Regions from separate parts of the Homo sapiens genome. Here region 1 is linked to region 2. A link is a contact called in ENCODE Hi-C or POLR2A ChIA-PET data. All regions are on one chromosome and are shown on one strand. Each heading gives the region's core, a stretch centred on a gene start or an enhancer-like site at or near the end of the contact. The rest is flanking DNA. Distances are from core to core; before and after follow the strand shown.

Region 1 (2,700 bases), core at 17-2,516, 120 kb before region 2:
GGGGGTACTTTATGAGTAAGTCTTAGAAGGACTTCCTCTTCCAACATGCCTTATTATACAGGCTCTAACCGAAACAACAGGACTTGCCCACACAGTGGGTGACCTCTATATGGTGTCAAATGACCTTTAACTGAGAACCATGGGGATAACTGGCTAGTAAGCCCAGCTATTAATCGATGGCTTAGGCATGCAAGATTTTGTATCATGTTTTAGTCTTGCCTGGGCTAACTATGTGACAGTGGCTAAGTCACTTCTGGTCAATATGGTCTAGGATTCTATCCAGCTCAGATATTCTATCAGTCAATGACTAATACCTTCCGTTTTTCTTGACTTTTCTAGTTAGAACTAGATTATTCAAATTCCTAATCAGGCACTTGAATGAGGCATTCTTTCTTTCAATTTAGGGAGTGAAACTACGTGGTGGTTTCCAAGCAGTCAGTGTTTTAGCCTTTAGGCAAGTGCGTTTCCAAAACCCGCCCCCCACCTTTTTTTTTTTTTCCTTCTTAATTCCATTAGTCTGCAAAATAGCTAATAAAAGTCATCATTTATTGAGTTTGTTGTGGGTCCAGAACTGGGCTAAAGTGCATTTAGATACAGTATCTCACTCAATCCTTACAACCAGCTGATGAGGCAGGTATTACAACCATTTTACAGGTGAAGAACTGGAAGCTCAGGGAGGTGAACTAACCTGCCTAAGGTCACACAGCTGATATGTAAGTGGTGGGGTCTGAGGGCGAATCCTGGCCTCTTTCCCCTGCAATATCCTGCATTTGTTAATTATTCCTCTTTATGTAGCATTATGTGAAGTGGCTTCTCTATTGTAGTTGTTCAATATTCTAAGTCGATTAATGTTCCACAAATATTTACTAAAAACCCACCTCGTTACAAAAGAAGGTTCTTCACTGGTGTGTATGTGACCTGTCATTATCTTATGCAAGCTGTATAATGATGTATTTGAGGCAACACCATTGATCTCTTATTGAGTGCCTACTGTAAGTAACATTTATTGGTCAATTGATACCATGTCTTAATGTACTATCTCATCTAAGCCTTACAACAATCCACGAGGCAGGGCCTCTAATTATCTCCAGTTTACAGATAAGGGATGTGAGGCACAGAGCAGGGATTTGTCTGCAGCCCTACAGCTCCACAGCTAGGCACTGCCCCAGTAGGGGAATGATTCAACATCTTCTGTTTCCTTTGGCTCTCTGCCAAGGGTCCAGTGGTCCTGTGTTAAGTTTGAACTCAACACGGTTCATTGCTTGGTTAGACTCTAGCAGGGCTGACTGTGAACCACCAAGATCACAGATATTCTTGCTCATCTCCCACTCTGGAAAGATGGACAGAAGTGCACAGAGGGAACCAGCTGGGGCTGTTATCAAGTCAAAGAGTGCAGACAGCTGGGGTGGGAGCTAGGACTAGCACACCTGCCTTCCCTCACTTGGTGGAAGGGGGATCTGATATCCAAATACCTTTCTTTCCTCTCACTGCTGTGAGTCACCTTGTGTCTGCATGAGGAGGCTTCCTGTGATGTCTGCAGCTGCCCCTCTAAGATGAGAGACTTGGCCAACTAAGACAGGAGTCAGGGATGTGCCATGTTCAGCCAGCCTTCTTAGAGTAAATGATGGAAAATTCTGGTTTCCAATGACTAGTGCTGAGTGGCACTTTTGGAGCCATTTTGTTAAACTGGCTATTGGGAAACTGAGCTCCAGTGTCAGTTGGGAAGGACGGAGTGTCCAGAAATAGAACAGGACATTGCAAACGAGCCATGAAAAACAAACTCAGGCCCTGGCCTGGCTGCCTGGGCCCAGATGTTCTCCCACAGAAGCTTGGCAGAACATGCGTGTAGGGCACTGCCTGGATGAGCCAGGTGTCTCCAAGGTTCTGGACATAGCTTGGCTGTAGTGTTTGGTTCCAGGTTCTGAAACTCAGGTGGGCCAGAAAAGAGTTCAGACACATGAGACTCATCTGTGATCCCACAGGCTTCAGTTCTAGATTCTATTTTTTTAATTGGGTGGTTCTTGGGAAAACCGATTCAATATATTGTAGACCTACAGATTTCCTTATTGATTGTCATCTCTTTTAGGAACAACTTTGCATATGTTTGGAAGCTCTGTTATCTCTCATTTCTCCATCTCTTTCCTTTTCTCCTCCTTCTCCCACCTCTCTTAAACTACAGGGTAGTAGGTAAAGCTTGGGCTATAGAGTGTAGCAGAAACAAGTGTGACTCCTAGTTTTACTTTTTGCACTGTACGACCTCAGGAAACTTGCTTCACGTCTCTGAATTCTAGTTTTCTTTTGTAAGTCGTTACAATAGTTAACACCTACCACATGGGGTTTGGAGAAAGATTACATAATAAAATGCATGTGAAGATAACTGGCACAGTACCTTGCTCATAATATATGGTTAATAAATGCTATATATACATAGATACATTCTTCTCCTCCATTTTTCTTTTCTTCTTGCTCTCTTCTTTTCCTTCCTTTCCTATCCATCTTTGGAACACAGACTCTAAGGTGGCCCCCATGATTCCTACCATGACCAAAGGTGCTCCTACCCCCATGAAATTCCTTCTCCTTGAATATAGGTGGGATCTGTGGCTTGTTTCTAATCAATGGAACATAAAAAAGGTGATGAGATATCACTACCCTATGATTAATTCATGTTATATAAGATTCCGTCTTGCTCGACACTCTCTC
Region 2 (2,700 bases), core at 182-2,681:
CCTGACCTCAGGTGATCCGCCCATCTCGGCCTCCCAAAGTGCTGGGATTACAGGCATGAGCCACCGCGCCTGGCTCTATTCTGCTTTTCGACAGGAATATTCCGTCACAAATATTGTTTGAGCCCCGCTGCATACAGGACAGTATTCCAAAGTGCTTGATGTATCATGTTACCCAGAGAGGCATCATCCCTTTGGTATCTCATGGAACTTAGTTTTAGAGGAGGAGATAGATACATAAATGGATAATTGCAATGCACTGTGACAAGTGCTGGGATAGGATAATTACAGGGAGCATTTGGAGCATGCAGAAGGGGCATCTAATTTAAGCCTTAGTGGGGTTATGCAGGTTGCCCAGAGGAAGAAGTGTGAGCAACCTCAGCTTCTGTAAAGAGCCTTTAATGTTTTTCATCACATAATAAATAACCTACTAATGATCATATTTATTGTGTTCATTTCACAAGTATTCATTTATTATTGTGGTAGGAACACTTAACATGAGAACTACCCTCTTAATGAACTTTTAAGTGTACAGTATGTTATTGTTGACTATCTACAAGTATTTATGGAGCACCGAGGATGTATCAGTAGACAAAACAAACTAAATGCTCCTACGAGCTTAAATTTTGGTGAAGGAATACAGACAACTAAATATATAGATTTATGGGAATAATATATATGTTTATGCAATAAGTATAGCCTATAGAACAAAATATATACAATTATATATAGTAAGCTATATATATAACACATACATTACATATATACACACACATATATGTAACGTATAGTGGTGTTAAAAAGGACAAAAGGCTGGGCGCGGTGGCTCGCACCGTAATCCCAGCACTTTGGGAGGCTGAGGCGGGTGGATCACCTAAGGTCGGGAGATCAAGACCAGCCTGACCAGCATGGTGAAACCCCCCCTCTCTACTAAATACAAAAAATTAGCCAGACGTGGTGGCACATGCCTGCAATACCAGCTACTTGGGAGGCTGAGGCAGGAGAATCGCTTGAACCCGGGAGGTGGAGGTTGCAGTGAGCCAAGATTGTGCCACTGCACTCCAGCCTGGGCAACAAAAACGAAACTCCGTGTAAAAAAAAAAAAATAGGTTGCAATTTTTAAATTAGCTTGCAGGGAGGCTCCTTGACAAGGTGCCATTTATCAGCTTGAGACTGATGTCTAGGAATATAAATTAAAAATAAAAATAAGAAATAAGAAAAGGTGTCATTTAAAGAAAGGCCTAAAGGAGTTGAGGGAGTGAGCTGGGAAGGTGTCTGGCGTAAGACTATCCCAGGCAGAGGAAACAGCAAATGCTAGAGTCGGGAAGAAGAGCGCCTGCACCTTTGAAGAACAGGGAAGGAGCCCGCGTGGCTGGTCTGGGTGAGCATGAAGACAGCAGCGGGGATGACGTCTGAAGGGAAAGTTCGTTCTTGTGTGTCACGGCGGGGGCGCCTCCCTCAGATGCCACGATGAGAACTCGGGTTTTACTCTGAGTGAGGGCCTGCTGTGGATAGAGCCTGCTTTCTGCTACCGCCCTCCGCACTCCCTTTCAACCCCCCGCCCCCTTGCTGCTGGGGCAGGAGACGTGCAAACTACACTTTCCGGACCCCCCGTGCCCGCTGGCTTCCTGTTAGGTGCGCCAGGACACTGGGAGAGGAGAGGGAGGAAGAGCCTTCCTTTTTTTGAATCGGGTTCCCGGCGGCCTTCCCATAGGGCAGCTGCAGGAGCAGCAGCAGCAGCTAGGAATGCTGGCCGGCTGCTTGCTTCCACCAGTAGCTGCTTTACTGGCTCTGGTTGTGGGCTCGCTGAAACACCATTTTCCCTTTTGTTCCTCCTTCCTAGGGGTGGTAGTGGCTACCTGCAGTCACTAATCTTTGTAACCAATTCCCTATATTTCCTCTCTTGGAAATACCTGGAATGGTTTCTGTTTTCTTGATTGGGCACCGACTGGAGCAGAGGAGGGTCATGGTCTGATGATTTATGTTTTAACAGGCCACTCGGGCTGCTGTGTTGAGAGGAGACACCACTGGCAAGGGCAGAAATGGGAGGCCAGCTAGGAGACTATTGCAATAATCTTGGTGGCAGCTAATAGTGCCAGTGTGGTATCAGTGGATGTGGTAAAAAGTGGTCAGACAATGGATATATTGTGAAGCTAGAACCACAAGCTCTATTTACCGTCCTTTGAACTCAGGAATATTGCTATGACCCCTCGTATGCAAAACATACATACTTGAGTTCTTTGCCTATTACTGGAGACAAGTTTGCACCAAAACATCCACTTCCTGATTTGTGAACTATAAGTATTTGCCAGTGGGTTGGGCAGGGTTAGGAATAAGTTTAAACAAGGTTAACCAACTGGTACTCCACTAAGACTACAAGAATCCCTTCAGAGCTAGAAACAAACACGAAGGTTAAAAAATATCATCATAATGATGCTGTGATTAAAATAATACTATATCCTTAGAAAGCTCAAAAAAGTTTTTAATAAATACGTCTTAAAAATGTAACATCCATTCATTTATTCATTGAATAATTTTTTGTTAGATTTCTGCTATGTTCTGGACATTCGTACTAGGTCCTCAGAAGACAAAGATGAAAAAGGATTTAGTATTTATCGTTAATGAAATTACAGTCTTGGGCCTCTAGTTCACATAGTAACTGAATTTCGGCCCACAGTTTGGGGAGGACACTATAGCTACCCT

What was found. A loop is a pair of places that touch in the nucleus more often than their neighbours do. ChIA-PET counts read pairs that join two places held with the same protein, here RNA polymerase II (POLR2A). Pooled maps may share reads with other maps.
Region 1: a map of endothelial cell of umbilical vein shows a loop between it and region 2 (2.1-fold over the local background). The contact joins two enhancer-like sites. A Hi-C loop is called at or near these places in 4 of 168 maps with a recorded cell type or tissue (Calu3, HepG2, PC-9 and 1 more) and 2 of 50 pooled maps. POLR2A ChIA-PET finds 5 or more read pairs at or near these places in 1 of 52 experiments (HEK293).

Annotation. Positions count from the first base shown.
Region 1 is chr5:145,974,242-145,976,941 of GRCh38, reverse strand. All of the region lies in intron 2 of SH3RF2 (SH3 domain containing ring finger 2), which reads right to left. All of the region lies in intron 3 of LOC107986458 (a long non-coding RNA gene), which reads left to right. Among named protein-coding and RNA genes, the nearest start is that of SH3RF2, 39 kb to the right of the region's middle. Within about 2 kb of position 1,266, at least 15 of the 41 ENCODE cell types and tissues checked have a DNase peak (open chromatin) inside an H3K27ac peak, as active enhancers do.
Region 2 is chr5:145,855,407-145,858,106 of GRCh38, reverse strand. It overlaps a transcript of GRXCR2 not described here. Among named protein-coding and RNA genes, the nearest start is that of GRXCR2, 16 kb to the left of the region's middle. Within about 2 kb of position 1,431, at least 17 of the 41 ENCODE cell types and tissues checked have a DNase peak (open chromatin) inside an H3K27ac peak, as active enhancers do.